2 separate regions of the Homo sapiens genome follow, and region 1 is linked to region 2. A link is a loop called in an ENCODE intact Hi-C map of the cell type or tissue named here. Cell type or tissue: ascending aorta. All regions are shown on one strand. Each heading gives the region's core, and the rest is flanking DNA. Links, peaks and the distances in the headings are about the cores only. Region 1 overlaps CFAP97 (cilia and flagella associated protein 97). Region 2 has its middle 30 kb from the start of TLR3.

Evidence for each region. Hi-C counts contacts between places; a loop is a spot of excess contacts. Peaks named below come from ENCODE experiments on the same cell type or tissue, not always from the same donor. Only the 100,000 strongest peaks of a DNase experiment are listed, where the experiment ranks them.
Region 1: it touches region 2 in a loop (2.5-fold over the local background); 4 of 110 quality-filtered maps call a loop at or near these places.

What each region holds. Positions count from the first base shown.
Region 1 is chr4:185,179,528-185,187,979 of GRCh38, forward strand. All of the region lies in intron 2 of CFAP97 (cilia and flagella associated protein 97), which reads right to left. Among named protein-coding and RNA genes, the nearest start is that of CFAP97, 20 kb to the right of the region's middle. In ascending aorta, for the core only: a CTCF peak has its summit at 4,289 (motif pointing left); DNase peaks (open chromatin) are centred at 2,174 and 4,274; H3K27ac peaks cover 4,660 bases.
Region 2 is chr4:186,034,458-186,042,909 of GRCh38, forward strand. No RefSeq gene overlaps it. Among named protein-coding and RNA genes, the nearest start is that of TLR3, 30 kb to the right of the region's middle. In ascending aorta, for the core only: a CTCF peak has its summit at 3,896 (motif pointing left); DNase peaks (open chromatin) are centred at 3,907 and 5,298; H3K4me3 peaks cover 1,009 bases; H3K27ac peaks cover 492 bases.

The sequences.
Region 1 (8,452 bases), core at 72-8,071, 850 kb before region 2:
AGCCACCATGTAAGAAGTCCAACTACCCTATGGCTGAGACGTGAGGAAGCCAGGCCACATGGAGAACCCCACATGGGCCCTTGGGTTCTGGCCTTCAGGCTGTACCAAGCCCAGGCACCTGATGTGAAAACACAGCACTGGGTTGACTGTAGTCCCGGCCACTGAGTCACCTCTACCTTTGGGTCTCTCTATTCCCTAAGTGTTGGGGTAATCTGTCATGCAGTAGTAGCTGATTAGTTCATCACTTTTAAAAAAGCATTGTGTGACAAAATACCTGTGGCCAAGAGCATCCCACAAGCAGATGCTAGTTTTTGTTGTTATTTGGTTTAAATTGATTATCAATGCTTCCATGGTGATGTGGCTTCCCAAATGTTATTTTCCAGTTCTATTTTGCCTTTATCATACATTTCAAATCAATGAATTTTATCTTTTTAGTGTATTTGACCCATTTACTAATGTGAAACACCCTTCTCTATCTCTTTTAGTGATGTTCACATCTTGAGTTCTATGTTGTATATTAATAGGATTGATAAGTTTTACTTTCTCCTTGTTAAAGGAGATATTGGCATGTATTTTTCTAGCCCTTATTTTCATTCTTCCTATACTATTTTAAATATCTTTTTAGGCTGAATGTTGTTTATTTTTTTCCCAATTCTGTTGGCATATACTGAGCACTCATATTTAGCATAACAGAAACCCTATCAGACAGGGCTAGTGTTTTATTTTTTTATTGTGGCAAAATACACGGAACACAAAATTTACCACGTTAACCATTTTTAAGTATACAGTTCAGTGGTACCGAATACATTCATATTGTGTAACCATCACCACCACCAGTTTCCAAAACTCCTTCCATTGTGTAAAACAAATTCTGTATCCATTAAACTCTGACTCCCCATTGCTCCCTTCCCTTCGCCTCTGGAAGCTTTGTCTCTATAATTTCGACCACTCCAAGCATCTCATATAATCATACAGCACTTATTTGTCTTTTTGAGATTGCCTTATTTCACTTAGCATAATGTCCTCACGGTTCACCCATGTAGCATTATGTCAGAATTTCCTTCATTTTTAAGCCTAAGTAATACTTCTGTATTTTTTTTAATATGCTCTGATAGTATCTTCTGGTAAGTTAAAACTACCCAACCACCCACTTGCATTCTTTGTACTTTTTTCCTGTAATCTTTAACTGAAGTTTTGTTACTGTTTTTTCTCATTCTTTTCTATTTTGGGAGATTGACTAAGTTAAAAACTTTTTTCTCTAAGATTTTCTCCAAAAGTTTGTAGCATTATGAATAGTCTAATCACCTATTCTAGTTCCATTCTCCTAAACCTCAGGACCCCTTAACACCCCCCCTAAAGACTGAGGACCCCAAAGAATGTGTATGTGGGTTACATCTACCAATAGTTACCATGCTAGAAATTGTTTTAAAGATATTAATTCCTCTAAAAATAATAAACCAATTATATGTGAACATAACATTTTTATTTTAAAAAGTCAGCGAGTGGCAGAGTTTGTTTTGCAAGTCGTTTAATGCCTGGCTTAAAACCTTGTCTCTGCAGACTTTTGTCTGCAGACAAAATACTCTAAAAATACAAAAATTAGCCAGGCATGGTGGCACACACCTGTAATCCCAGCTACTGGGGAGGCTGAGGCACGAGAATTGCTTGAACCAGGAAGGCGGAGGTTGCACTACTGCACTCCAGCATGGGCAACAGAGCGAGACTCCGTCTCAAAAAAAATAAAAATAAAAAAAAATTAATTAAATAAAAAGCAAATCAAGGCATAATCATACTTTTTTTTTTTTTTTTTTTTTTGAGACGGAGTTTTGCTCTTGTTGCCCAGGCTGGAATGCAATGGCGCGATCTTGGCTCACTGCAATCTCCGCTTCCCAGGTTCAAGCCATTCTCCTGCCTCAGCCTCCCGAGTAGCTGGGATTACAGGCATGTGCCACCACGCACGGCTAATTTTGTATTTTTAGTAGAGACAGGGTTTCTCCATGTTGGTCAGGCTGGTCTCGAACACCCGACCTCAGGTGATCCGCCCGCCTCGGCCTCCCAAAGTGCTGGGATTATAGGCATGAGCCACCACACCCAGCCGGCATAGTCTTAGTGAAAACAGTTTTGTCCTCAAAGATCCTAAAATCATCAAGCTTGCTCTTTTAAGAGTTTGAAGTATTACATTCTTCAGCTATGAGTCTGGTGCCTCTCTGTTGGTTTTTGCTTTTCTTAAATGTTTGGCAATACTTGGTAGTGTGTTGAGGGCATTGAGATTTCCTGCAGTTTGCCAGGAAGAAAGGATAAAATGTGCTGCCAGGCAGGACGTGCTGGTAGCTAATCTCAGTATGGGCATCTCCTTTCTTATGGAGCATAACAGGGTCTGTATCTTCCCTTGAACAAGGCACTTCACTTCAATCCCTCACACGTTGGTATCACTTTAGCAAAAAATTTAACCAGTTTCTTTGCTCATCAATGCTTCTTCAATCCCATTTCTTGTATTTATTTTTCTTCTCAAAATACATCCTGTAGTGATTATTTCATAGTTTATATAGTAGATTTTGAGGCCATGTATTTCTAAAATATTTTAAATTTTTGCTGTTTCAGATTCTTTTTAAAGTGACCTAATTTTACCTATACAAAATATGAAACATACCTTTAAATCTAGTGTGGTCAACGTCTTCAATGCTCTCCAAATCGGTGAGATTCATACCATAACTTGATGTCTAAACTTCTGTTTACTACTCCATTTTTTTAATGCCCTCTCTGCCTATTCAGGGATTTACAGGTCAAGATGAAGGATCTAATTCCAACCATTTTTTGACATTTACATAGCAAAGGCAGCTTTGCATGGAGGTGGAAAATTCCCCAAGTCAGCCACCCTTGAGCTAAAAGAGGTTGAATATTCAGAAATTCGACTAATCTTTCAAGATCCACTTCAAAGTCCTGTATCTAATACTGCCACTATGCAATGGTCTTCCCTTCTTCCACTATTTCTCACAGAACCCGAAGAACTCTGAAGTTAGAATGGACCCTAGCAACCTATATCAACAATCTCCTCCTACAAATAGAGTGCCTGAAGCTCAGAACAGTTGCTGTCTTGTTTGTGATCATGTCGGTAACACCCAGAAGCCTAAGTTTTATTCCACTTTCAAAACTGTCTTTACCTTGGTTCAACACTGTCTCGTCATTCCATGCCCTATACTGGTAGATTCAATTTTACATTCTTTTATCAATCTTTGTTTCATAGGCTTAATATTTTATAGTTCAAATTTCTATTTCATAAACAACAAACGGGCTGGGCGTGGTGGCTCATGCCTGTAATCCCAGCACTTTGGGAGGCTGACACGGGCGGATCATCTGAGGTCAGGAGTTCACGACCAGCCTGGCCAACATGGTGAAACCCCGTCTCTACTAAAAATACAAAAATTAGCTGGGCGTGGTGGTGCCCGCCTGTAATCCCAGCTACTCGGGAGGCTGAGGCAGGAGAGTCACTTGAACCCGGGAGGTGGAGGCTGCAGTAAGCTGAGATTGCGCCACTGCATTCTAGCCTGGGTGACAGAGCAAGACTCCGTCTCAAAAAAAAAAAAAGGTTCTTTTAAACCAATAAAATGTTGATGTGGTTGGCTATACAGGTATCCCTCATTATCTGAACTCTCACCTAATATGGCTGTTAACTTGCAAAATTTTTTACTTAGTATTCACTACCTTAAGCAGTAAACTGGTTTACCGAACCTCTGTACTGAAGTCCGTGAAAATGTTTAAACTGAAAGGATGCAGAGAGTATGCTGCATTCCTGCCTCAGCTGTGCTCTGATGGGCTCACATGTTGTCTTCACCATCATCCTCCCCATACTAAGTGGATTTATGTTCCAGGAAGTAGAAAAGGCAGTGAAGAAATTAGGTAAGCCAAAGCAGCCTAGAAAAGCTTATTTAGTGTAAGTTAGAAGTGATAAAGTGTATTGAGAGATGAATGCAGAAAAGGCACAAGCCTGGCTCTGCATTCATATCCACCTACCATGACCACAGTTGCAGTTATATGGTGGAAAATAAAGAAAACATAGGAAAATAATTTTGGATCTGAAATGCTTCACTGTGTAAATCGAGCATGAATGATAATTTTGAAAAATGATTGCAATACCTTATATAATAGACTGACAGTCCTAATTAGTGTTTAAAATGCTTTATTATTATGAAGAATCCTTGGTGGATTGTTATATTATGGACTCCAATAACAGATGTACCAACTGGCAAAATGCCATGTTTGTTCCTGCGCCTTAAAAAGCCCTGAGCGCCACCTACTGGCAAATCTCTTCTATCAGGGGTTCTTTACTATGCAGTACTATGAATAAAGCTTCCCTTCTACATTTTAGCTCAGCATCTGTGTTAAATGCTTTTTAACAGTATTTCAATTTAATTATAATTGGGGAACTGTTCAGGAGTTTGGGGTAGGATTATTTTTCTTATTTAAAAGTTAAAAATATTTAGGTTCTCTATATCTAATTAAGTTTCAGAAATGGGTTAGACAGGAAGAGTGAAGAATGCTTTATTTTCAATGGAACCAAATAGTTTACTCAGTGTCTTGATATTCAGACCATGGTCCCTAGATCTGCAGCACGGGTATCACCAGTAGGGGCTGATTAGAAATGCCGATTTAGCTCTTACCTTAGTTTTACTGAACCCAAATCTGCATTTTAACAGTATCCCTGGGTTAACCGTATGCATACTGAAGTTTGAGAAGCTCTCTTGGACAAAGTTGGCTGCCCAATTACTGTATATCTATTTTCCTCCTACTTCACAGATCCCTGACTTCCAGGGTGAGCCTGCTTGGCCCAGGATAATCCCATTTCCCCTACCAACGACTGGTTCGGGAATGGGAGCGTAACCAGTTCTGGGCAAGGAGACCTATGTGGATGTTGACTGGGCCAAATTTCTTTAAGAAGTTTCCTCCATTCCAAGAGTCAGAGAAGAGACACTGTCTCTTCCTCTGGACACTGTTGTGTCTGAAGGTGAACACTGAAAACGGCTGCAGACATCTCCTAGCAGCCTAAGAACGAAGCCAACACCAGGGCTGGAGGAACACAGTGCTAGAAAGTAGGTCCCTGATGAAGTTTTGAGCCACTCAATCAACCCTGAAGTCTAGCGTGTCTTTGGGTGACCTGTTATATGAGAAATATTGTTTCATTCGGAATTCCCTTCTTGTATTCAAAATCCTGGATAATCACTGATGACTCTGAACAAAAAGCCCAGAAATCAGACTATTTTCTATTAGATGGTTTTTAAAAACTTGACAATTCTAAGAGTTGAGTGTTTTCTTCCTGTAAGAAGCTTTTTATTGGCTGAAACAATACCTTCCTTTTGTATGCTCGTTTTTTAATCCTCTTTCCTAGGATACAGTGGGGTTTATAATTTGTGGGAACAAATAGTACTTACAAGATTTTAAAAAACGGAAGTGTCCCCTTAAAAATAAAAATTATGATTTAGTCAAACAAGCCCATATTTAAAAAATAAAGCCCACTAGACATATTGAACATTTTAATTTATCTTCTAGAACATTTCTCTTTTCAACCCATTTTTAACCTAATTTTATAAGAACAATACTTTTTAATGCCAAACAATAGGCTGCAACTTTTTAACACGTTTCCCATTTGCCCCAAGAAATGAGTGCTGGCAGTGAGCTGTACTTTTTTTTTTCTGAACAGGAAATGGGTTCAACACATACAAATCACAGTAAGAATTATGAACGAAGAGCAATGCAGCAATAGAAATTTGATGCACAAGAAAAAAGGCAAATATATCAAGATATATGTTATTACACAATATTAGTGAGCAATCTGCATTATCTCATGATATTTTATGATTTAATTTCAACCACCATCCAATTTTTGCATTACAAATATAATTTTAAAGAACAATTCTGTCACTTCAAGGAAAACAGTTGACAGTATTTATTACCAATAATAAAATTTGAGCTTTTTAGCAAAAAATAGTATTTTAGGTAAACTTGTATCTGCCACCATGAGTTTGACAGCTTCTCAAGAGCTTTCTGATGAGGCTGGTAGTGATATTAACAACTATGATTTCTATATAATGTATTCTGAAATTTGCCAACCTTTTTTTTTTTTTTTTTTTTTGAGACAGGGTCTTACTCTGTCTCCTAGGTTGGAATGGAGTGGCGTGATCTCAGTTCACTGCAACCTCCAACTCCCTGGCTCAAGAGATCCTCCTATCTCAACCTCCCCCCGCAGCTGGGACTACAGTAGCACACACCACCATGCCTAGCTAATTTTTGTATTTTTTGTAGAGACAGGGTTTCACCATGTTGCCCAGGCTGGTCTCAAACTCCTGGGCTCAAGTGATCTGCCTACGTCTGCCTCCCAAAGTGCTGGGATGACAGGCGTAGCCACTGTACCTGGCCTGCCAACATTTGTAAGCTCAGTGAAACAATATTTTCCAAATACCCAATATGTCACATTCCAAAACCAGGCATAGGTAAAATATACATTAAAAATCAATCAAGAAAGATCAATATGTTTTAACATAACAGACTTGAAATTCACGATTAAAAGTTAACTGAGATTAATTTCAGATTTCACATTGCAACTAACATCTAAGAAACTATTACTTGTGGGCCAGGCGAGGTGGTACACACCTGTAATCCCAGCACTTTGAGAGGCCGAAGCAGGTGGATCACCTGAGGTCAGGAGTTCCAGACCAGCCTGACCAACATGGTGAAACCCCGTCTCTACTAAAAATACAAAAATTAGCCAGGCGTGGTGGAGGGCGCCTGTAATCCCAGCTACTCAGGAGGCTGAGGTGGGAGAATTGCTTGAACCCGGGAGGCAGAGGTTGCAGTGAGCCAAGCTCGCGCCACTGCACTGCAGCCTGGGCAACAGAGTGAGACTCTGTCTCAAAAAACAACAACAACAGAAAAGAAAATACGACTTGTGGTATAAAAAAATCCACAAGTAACTGAAAAGGTTATTAAAATACTCCTTCATTTTTGAACATTTTGCATATGGCATATTTTCTATACATCCTTTAGCCAATGATATATAGATTATAATAGATTATAAGCAGAAGCTGATTTGAGAATCCAGCTACATTCTATTAAACCAGATGCTAGTGATTAGCAAAAATCACTAATTTTTTTGGATATACACCTTTTTCATGACATACATTACTTACATTATATGGCAACTACATAATGAGTTTATTACTACTATTAAACAAATCAATATTTTAAAAATGTGTAATTTCTAATATGGTAAATATTTACAGATATAAGCTATAACCTATATAAACAAAAGCTCTTCAGAATCCTCAATAACTTTTATGAATGTAAAAGTGTCCTAAGACCAAAATGTTTAAAAATCGTTGTGTTAGAGCACTTGAGGTTGGTGCTGGAAATCCAGAAGAGCAGGAGAGAGCTGCAGCCTGCTGTCTGTCAACCCAATAAATCATCCACCTAGCGAATCGTATGCTCTAGCTTAACTAATGAACACACAGACTGGAAAGTGGCCATAAGAATTATAAGAAAAAAGAATTACAAGAAAATTGTTACCCCAGATGGCTTGATTAAAAATTGGAGATTTTACCCAGGGGAGAATATTAATCAAATGTCTTAAAGATTATAATGCAGAAGGATGCACAGACTTATTCTATGTATTTCAGATGGCAAGTTTTAACAGGAATGGGCAACTGTTATAAAATGAAATTTCCATGAACATATGAAATATGTTTCCTAACCAGCACAGCTGTGCAACAGAAGCAGTTTCCTGACAGTCCCTTCAGTCTACAAATACTGTCTATTATGTGCCTGTATTTGGAAATTCCAACAAGAAATAAGATCCTGCCTTCATTCACTGCAATGGGACACACAAGCAAACTAACTAATTTCAGAGTCTAGTAAGTATCCCGATGGAGAGAAACAAGCTTTTGCGACACAGAGAGGCATGGGGAGTGTAAAGCTCCCAAAGATAGATGTCTAGAAAAAGGCTCTCCCTGGCAGAGACTTGAGAAACAGGGAGAAGCAGAGCCCTCTGCAAAGAAAAAGGGCCACAGCAATGCAAGTGCCTCACCAACGGGAAAAAACCCGGAGTGTCCTTACAACAGGAGCGGCAACAACAACAAAGTGTGACTGGAACTCAGTAATTCAACATCAGGTCGAAAAGGCCAGCAATATCCATACAACGTACAGCAATGGTTGTCACCAATCTCAACAGCATACTAGACCAAATGCATCAGAATCCCTGTGTGCAGAGCCTAGGCATCAGTATTTGTTTTAAGAGTTCTCTAGGTGATATTAATGCACTGCCTGGGATGAGAATTACTGATCTGGAGTCTGTTAGGCAATAACAAGGAATTCAGATATTATTACTATTATCATTTTTTTGAGACGGAGTCTCGCTCTGTCGCCAGGCTGGAGTGCAGTGGCGTGATCTCGGCTAACTGCAACC
Region 2 (8,452 bases), core at 53-8,052:
GCACGGATTCCCAATCCCTCAGGGTACAGATCATGCCTGATGCACACACGGATTCCCAATCCCTCAGGGTACAGATCATACTTGATACACACTAGGATTCCCGATCCCTCAGGGTACAGATCACACCTGATACACGCACGGATTCCCAATCCCTCAGGGTACAGATCATGCCTGATGCACACACGGATTCCCAATCCCTCAGGGTACAGATCATGCCTGATACACACACGGATTCCCAATCCCTCAGGGTACAGATCACACCTGATACACGCATGGATTCCCAATCCCTCAGGGTACAGATCATGACTGATGCACACACGGATTCCCAATCCCTCAGGGTACAGATCACGCCAGATACACCCGTGGATTCCTAATCCCTCAGGGTACAGATCATACCTGATACACACTCAGATTCCCAATCCCTCAGGGTACAGATTATGCCTAATGCACACACGGAATCCCAATCCCTCAGGGTACAGATCATGCCTGAAACACACATGGATTCCCAATCCCTCAGGGTACAGATCACACCTGATACACACACAGATTCCCAATCCCTCAGGGTATAGATCACACCTGATACACACATTGATTCCCAATCCCTCAGGGTACAGATCATGACTGATACATACATGGATTCCCAATCCCTCAGGGTACAGATCACACCTGATCACACATGGATTCCCAATCCCTCAGGGTACAGATCACACCTGCTACATGCACAGATTCCCAGTCCCTCAGGGTATAGATCATGACTGATACACACATTGATTCCCAATCCCTCAGGGTATAGATTATGACTGATATATACATGGATTTCCAATCCCTCAGGGTACAGATCACACCTGATGCACACATGGATTCCTAATCCCTCAGTGTACAGATCACACCTGATGCACACATGGATTCCTAATCCCTCAGGGTACAGATCTCACCTGATACACACACTGATTACCAATCCCTCAGGATACAGATCGAGCCTGAGGCACACATGGATTCCCGATCCCCTTGCTGTATCTTCCCTCCCTCCCCAGCCCTCAAGTAGGGAAAGATTTCCTCAGACATATGAGGATACTTTGACAGAAAAAATTTCCAATTACTTTTCTAATTAGCACCTAAACATCCATCCATTTGTGTTATTACAATTAAAATTAAATTTTTATAAAACATTTTACAGGGTTAAAAAAAAGTCTGTTATTTTTCATATAGTAAATTTTTGATAATTCATAAGTATACAATTACCTATCAAGGGCTTGTTCTTATTTTCAAATACAGAGTCTGTATGCTTTTGTACATATTCAGTAGCTATTGCATCGGGTCAGGCACATGACAGGGGAAATGTGGTACCGATCTCTGATATAAGAAATAAGGAACAGGTTGAGCGATGTTCCCAATCCCTCTGCAGACCATCAGTTATCAACTGGTAAAGGCTGGGAATTGATGAGGTGGGCTTGAGCAGCAGCATCAACTCTTCAAGTATTTTACAAGCATCTGAGACCATTGACCATGGACTGTCCTCCAGAGAATTAAAGCTAACTTGTGGCCAGGCACAATGGCTCATGCCTGTAATCCCAGCACTTTGGGAGGCCGAGGGGGGTGGATCACTTGAGGTCAGGAGTTCATGACCAGCCTGGCCACCATGGTGAAACCCCACTCTACTAAAAACACAAAAGTTAGCAAGGCATGGTGGCGGGTGCCTGGAATCCCAGCTACTGGGGAAGTTGATGCAGGAGAATTGCTTGAATCCAGGAGGCAGAGGTTTCAGTGAGCCGAGATCATGCCATTGCACTCCAGCCTGGGTGACAGAGTAAGACTCTATCTCAAAAAAAAAAAAAAAAAGCTAACTTGTTTCTTATGTTTGTCTGATACTCCTAACTATTCCCATTACCAATTCACCTTGGTTGTCATAAACTTACTACTCAGATTCAAATCTCATTTGTGAGCTGATACAGTTTGGATATTGTCCCCTCCAAATCTCAGGTTGAATTATAATCTCCAGTGTTGGAGGTGGGGTCTGGTGGGAGGTTTTTGGGTCATGGGGGTGGATCCCTTATGGCTTGGTGCTGTCCTTGTGACAGTGAGTTCCAGAGAGATTGGTTAAGTGTGTGGCATCTCCTCCCTACTCTCTCTCTTGCTCCTGCTCTGGCTATGTGACCCACCCGCTCCCTCTTTTTCTTCCACCATGAGTAAAAGCTCCCTGAGACAGCCCAGAAGACAAGCAGATGACAGCACCATGCTTCCTGTAAAGCCTGCAGAACCATGAGCCAATTAAACCTCTTTTCTTATAAATTACCCAGTCTCAGGTATTTTTTTTATAGCAAGCCAAGAACAACCTAACACCAGAGCTGAGGCGAATCCAAATCTGCCACTTCAATCAATATCTCAGTCATTCTATTTTGGTGAGCAGGAATATAATGCAGATAAGCCAGAGACTGATGTGGCAAGCAAAACACAAAACTCTAGCAACTGAAATGACACAGCAGGGAAGCAAGCAGAGAACAGCAGCAAAGAGTGCAGGAAGGAATGGAGCAGGAGGAGCTGGAATGAAGACTCTAAATTCAGTTGCTGGGAAGGACAGTGAAATGATGAAGAAAAGCACATATTGGGGGGCAGGGTGGGGAAGAGGACAGGAAAGGAAATGTTGAAGGTAGGCAGATGAGGTCACAGAAGCTGGTCATTCATTCACTTGCTAACCTAGTCACTGACCAAATGAGTGCTTATTTAGAATAAAGTGTGGAAGGTTGCCGTGGGACATGACATACAGGGAACAGAAGGGAAAAGAATGTCATGGGTGACTGGTGACTATCCGGGCCAGTGGCACGGGGGTAAGAATTTATCAAGATAGTTGTAGGTAAAGAAAGGCAGGTTTAATAAAGAAAGTATAAAAATATGTTGCAAGAAGGCAACAGGTAGGCCAGCAGAAGAGGAGCTGACTGCCAGGAAACAAAGTCTTGCAGGGCTGGGGATTTTATAGAACTGTGCTTCTGCTGTGTGCTGAAGAGGGCTACGAGCAGTACTGATAACACCAGGGTTACAGGGAGCTCACTTACCCGTGCCTGGTGAGAAGGTGGGTAGAGGACGATTGAGTTATATTCATAGGAGGACTGGTCCTGGTGAAGAAAGGCAAGCCTACATAACTTATCTGCTTCCTCTTTCTGCTTTCCCTCGGTCCCACCAGCCTGACTCCTTTTCCCTAATTAGGACCCCAAAAAGAACAAAGGGATAAGCTGGTTCAAAGAATTATAAGCTCTTTAGACTGGGAAAGTGATTCTGGAGATAACCTCACTCAATTTGTTGATTGCACACACTAGGGAGCTGATGCACAGGTGTGCCCCTCTAGGCAGGATGTAGATAGGAGAGATGGAGCTGTTAGGAGAGGGAGCAATACTGCAGGGCAGGCGGGAATCACAGATGGAAGCAGCACCTGGAATCCAGACCTGTGGGCACTCTGCTGAGCTTCCCAGCCAGGGGATGGGAAGGACCAGGGCAGAGAGGGCCACAAGCCCAGTAAGGCCTTCTATAACCTGGAAGATAGGCAGCCCAAAAGTCGATGGAAGGCACACACCAATGCCATTCCCTAGTGTTTCCACAGGTGAAGGAAAATCGACTCTGTGGATCCTTTACCTACACTGTTTCGGCAGCAGGAAAAGCCCTGACTTTTCTACTCCTCCAAGAGAGCCCAAATCTCAAGGCATGCTAAAGGAACAAGCGAGGAAAATGAGAGGACAGCGAGGAGGAAGGGAAGGAGCAAAGGGAACACTCAAGTGTCTAATTCTTTGCATCTGTAATTAGCTTATTTAATCACCTAATTATGAAATGAAATTGTGCTTTGCCAGTAATTTCGAATTTCGGGACTTAAATGGGAAAAGGTGATATCTTTGCGCCATCTAGTGTTGTGTCTTGAAATGACACACTTCTTGACGTCTCAGCCCAGAGGAGCTGCAGGCAGCCTTACATAACCAGAAATAGCAAGATTAGCCTCTCCTGTTACATAACCGTGAGAAGTGTTTCAAAGCAGAAGATTATGCATTCCTAGCACCAAATGAATCTTCTCGATAGTTAGTAAGATAATCCCTAAATCTAGGGCAAGGCAGCAATTATGATCCTATTATCATCTGGAAGTTCAGGTATAGAAGAGAACTCTAGCAGGGTGCAGTGGCTCATACCTGTGATCCCAGACCTTTGAAAGGCTGAGATGGGAGGATCCCTTGAGCCCAGGAATTCAAGACCACCCTATGCATAGTAAGACCCTATCTCTATAAAAATAAAAAATAAAAATAATTAGCCAGGCATGGTTGTGCATCCCATCTACTCAGGGAGACTGAGCCAGGAGCATCGTTTGAGCCCAGGAGGTCAAGGCTGCAGCGAGCCATGCTCACGCCATTGCACTCCAGGCTGGGCAACAGAGCAAGACCCTATTTCAAAAATAAAAACAAAAAACTTTACTCTTAGTACAATGAGAACTAACATGGCTGAGAATGTAACCTTCTAGAGGTTAACTTTAACAGCAACATGAGATCATTGACAATTACATTATGGACTTAGAAGCTGATGTACAACTAGAGGAAGGAAGGAAAGGAGAGAGAGAAGGAAGGATATTAAATCATGGAATTATATCTGGTGAAAATAAATGAATCATTAAGTAAAATACACTGTCATAGGGCTATTTGATTATAAGAAGCATATTGATCAAATGTATTAAATAGGAAAGTAAAATTATCACTGAAAGTTACTAATTATAACGATCACTCTGTATTTACTATATGCTAGAAGTAGACGCACATTATTCCATTTAATCCTCACAATAGTCCCCTAAGGTAGACACGACCATTATTCAGATATGAAACCTGGGGCTTAAGGAGCTGAATAACCTTGCTCAAGGTCACAGATAGTCACCAAGAGGCAGAACTATGGTGTGAAGCTCGATCTTTCTGATTACAAAACGCTGCTTTTCATTGCTGTGTAATGCTGCCTCTTTCTGTCAGAAATGCTTTAAATTCTTGACCAACTGTAAACCTAAAAGCTGCAGGCCCTCTTTTGGTTTGTAACCTTGAATCTATTTCCTGACATTTTCATTAGAAGAGCGTGATCTATCCAGAGGTAACCATTTAATGCTGCAAAAAGTACAACCTGGCTGAAATGGTCATTTAAAACTCGGAACACACTGGAATCCTGAGGCAAAGGAAGAAAAGTGTGACTTCATGCAGCATTTCCAGATTCCAGGACGCAGAGACCTCCATCTAAGGACCAAGCACCGCTGGCACACGGACCGCGTGAGAAGCAGGTCCCTGCCGATGAGTCTTTCCTGCAGAAACCTCGGCTCCCTGACTTGGTTAAGCAGCAGCCGAACCGCAGCCTCAGCACCAACGTGAGAGGTGCCGAGCCCTCTCCTTCCTTAGCTACTGAGCTGGTTCTTAAGAAGCTTGTTCCTGCTAGTACCTGTCAAGAGCTTCCCAAAACATAAACCAGACGTTGGGGAAAATGTTCTCTCTAGTTGTATTTGGCTTTTCCACAAGCACTCTTTAAACTCAAGCGGCTGAAGTGCTCCCGGCTGAGGAGGATGCTGTTCTGTGCAAACGCCGAGCCATTGATCATGTTCCGGGTTGTCCAACTCTTCAGTTTGAGACAAAAACAAACACGCTTTTACACTAAATAGGCATGAAGGAGGTGGCCAGTGTGGCATTTTTCAGCTCTCCAAAGTATCCCAGGATAGTTTGATTTAGGGCTAACGTGTGTTTTATTGCCACAGTAGTTAAGCTTGCTACCAGAACTCTAATGCAGGGAAATGTTAATTATGTTAATCTACTTCTTTTGGAATTTATAGCTGAATTTATTATGAATTTACTAATAAATTAGTAAATTCAAGTCAGCACAAAAACAAAAGTTTATGTCCTTAATACTCCAGAGCTTATATGGGGGAAGTTGGGGGATGTCGGTGGATATAATTTGCACGTCCAAAAGCTGAAAGTGCAACAGGAGAGGCAGTGCAGTGGCCAGCTTCCCGGGAGCGTTCTTATTGGCATACTGGTGTTTCACTGCACCAGCTGAAGTCAAGAAGGTTTCGGTTTTTATGTTTGTTTGTTTGTTTGTTTGAGACGAAGTCTCGCTCTGTCTCCAGGCTGGAGTGCTGTGGCGCAATCTCGTCTCACTGCAACCTCTGCCTCCCGGATTCAAGCGATTTTCCTGCTTCAGCCTCCTGAGTAGCTGGGACTACAGGTGCCCACCACCACGCCAAGCTAATTTTTGTATTTTTAGTAGAGACGGGGTTTCACCATGTTGGCCAGGATGATCTTGAACTCCTGACCTCGTGATCCACCCGCCTCAGTCTCCCAAAGTGCTGGGATTACAAGCGTGAGCCACCACACTCAGCCTAATTTTTGTATTTTTTTTAGTAGAGACGGGGTTTCACCATGTTGCCCAGGATGGTCTCAATCTCTTAACCTCATGATCTGCCCACCTCGGCCTCCCAAAGTGCTGGGATTACAGGTGTGAGCCACCGCGCCTGGCCCAAGATGGCTTCTTGAAGTGCCCCTGACAGGGTGGCTGTGCGAGAGTCCAGAGACACCGAGTCCCTCTCAGGGCAGAGCACAAGCTGCAGACACCACGTAAGCCAGCCAGAGAGAAAAAAGAGAAGTAACCCAATTTTTAAAAGGAGGAAAGTATTTGAAGATATTTCACAAAGAAAGACATACCAATGATCACATGGAAACATGTTCAATATTAGTCATCAAGGAAATGTACATTAAATCACAATCGACCAGAATGGCTAAACTCTAAAGACCGACAATAACAAGTATGGGCAAAGATGTAGAGTGATTGGAAGGCGCCTACATTTTTGACGGGAGTAAGAAAGGGCATGATTACTTAGCAAAAGGCCTGGCATTCTCTTATACAACTAAAGACGTTCCTACCAGCAATTCCAGTCCTAGGTGTTTACCTAAGAAAATGAAAACCTTTGTTACAAAAAGACTTTCCCAGGAATGTTCACAACAACAACTTTCCTTATAATACACGAAACCTAGAAATAAGACAGGTGATCACTGACAGGAGAGTGGATAACTATAGAATTATACAGGGGAATACTACACAGCAATAGAAAGAAATAAACTGCTGATACAAACGGTAGCATGAACGACTCTCAAAAACATTATGCTGAGTGGAGCCAGGCGCGGTGGCTCACACCTGCAATCCCAGAACTTTGGGAGGCCAAGGTGGGTAGATCGCCTGAGGTCAGGAGTTTGAGACCAGCTTGGCCAGCATGGTGAAACCCCGTCTCTACTGAAAATATAAAAGTTAGCTGGGTGTGGTGGCAGGTGCCTATAATCCCAGCTACTTGGGAGGCTGAGGCAGGAGAATTGCTTGAACCCAGGAGGCAGAGGTTGCAGTGAGCTGAGATCACACCACTGCACTCCAGCCTGGGTGACAGGGGGAGACTCTGTCTAAGAAAAAACAAACAAACAAACAAACAAATACCATTATACTGAGTGAAAGAAGCCACGTAATATATTATTCTATCTATTGGAAATTCCAGAAATAGGCAAAAACTTACCTGTGGTAAAAAAGATATCAGAACAGCAGATGCTTCTGGGAGAAGGTGTCTGGGGAATACTGGCAGGGAATGAGCTAGAGAACTTCCTGGACCAAAGCAATAACGTTTCTATCTCTTCTTTTTTTTTTTTTTTTTGGAGACAGGGTCTCACTCTGTTGTCCATGCTGGAATGCAGTGGTGTGGTCACAGTTCACTGCAGCCTCAACCTCCTGGGTCAAGTGATCCTTCTGCCTCAGTCTCCCAAGTAGCTAGGACCACAAGCATGCACAACCACACCCAGCTAATTTTTGCATTTTTTTGTAGAGACAGGGTTTTGCCATGTTGCCCAGGCTGCGTTCTATATTTTAATGATGTGTTCATTTATCCACATTGATCAAGTGAAAACTTAAGATTTATGCATTTTCATTGCATGTAAATATTATCTAAAAAACACTTTAAACAAATATCCAACTCTACTTAACGATGTGCCTTGGGAAGACTAGGAGTGAAGTATATAGATGTCTGAAATTTACTTTCAAATGCATCAAACAACAAGACGGATTAAGAGAGGGATGGATAGATGGATGATTATGTGGTAAAGCAAATACAGTAAAACGTTAATTGTGCACTTAATCTTAGCCAAACGGCCGAGAAGCGATAAACGTTAATTGTGGAAGCTAAGGAATGGTATGTGGGTGTTCCCTGTACAATTTTTTCAGCTCTTCTATATGGTTGAACTGTTGGAAAATGGTGAATATAAAGAATCTCAGTGAATGTTCTGAAAGAAAGTCAATTTCTTTGTAATTGGATATGTAACTTAGAATGTCATTAATAGAATTTGAAGGACCAAACTCGAAGTTTAAAATAGAGGTGAGATTTTTAAAAAGGAATCGTGAAGTTTATCACCTCATTTATTCTGAGAAG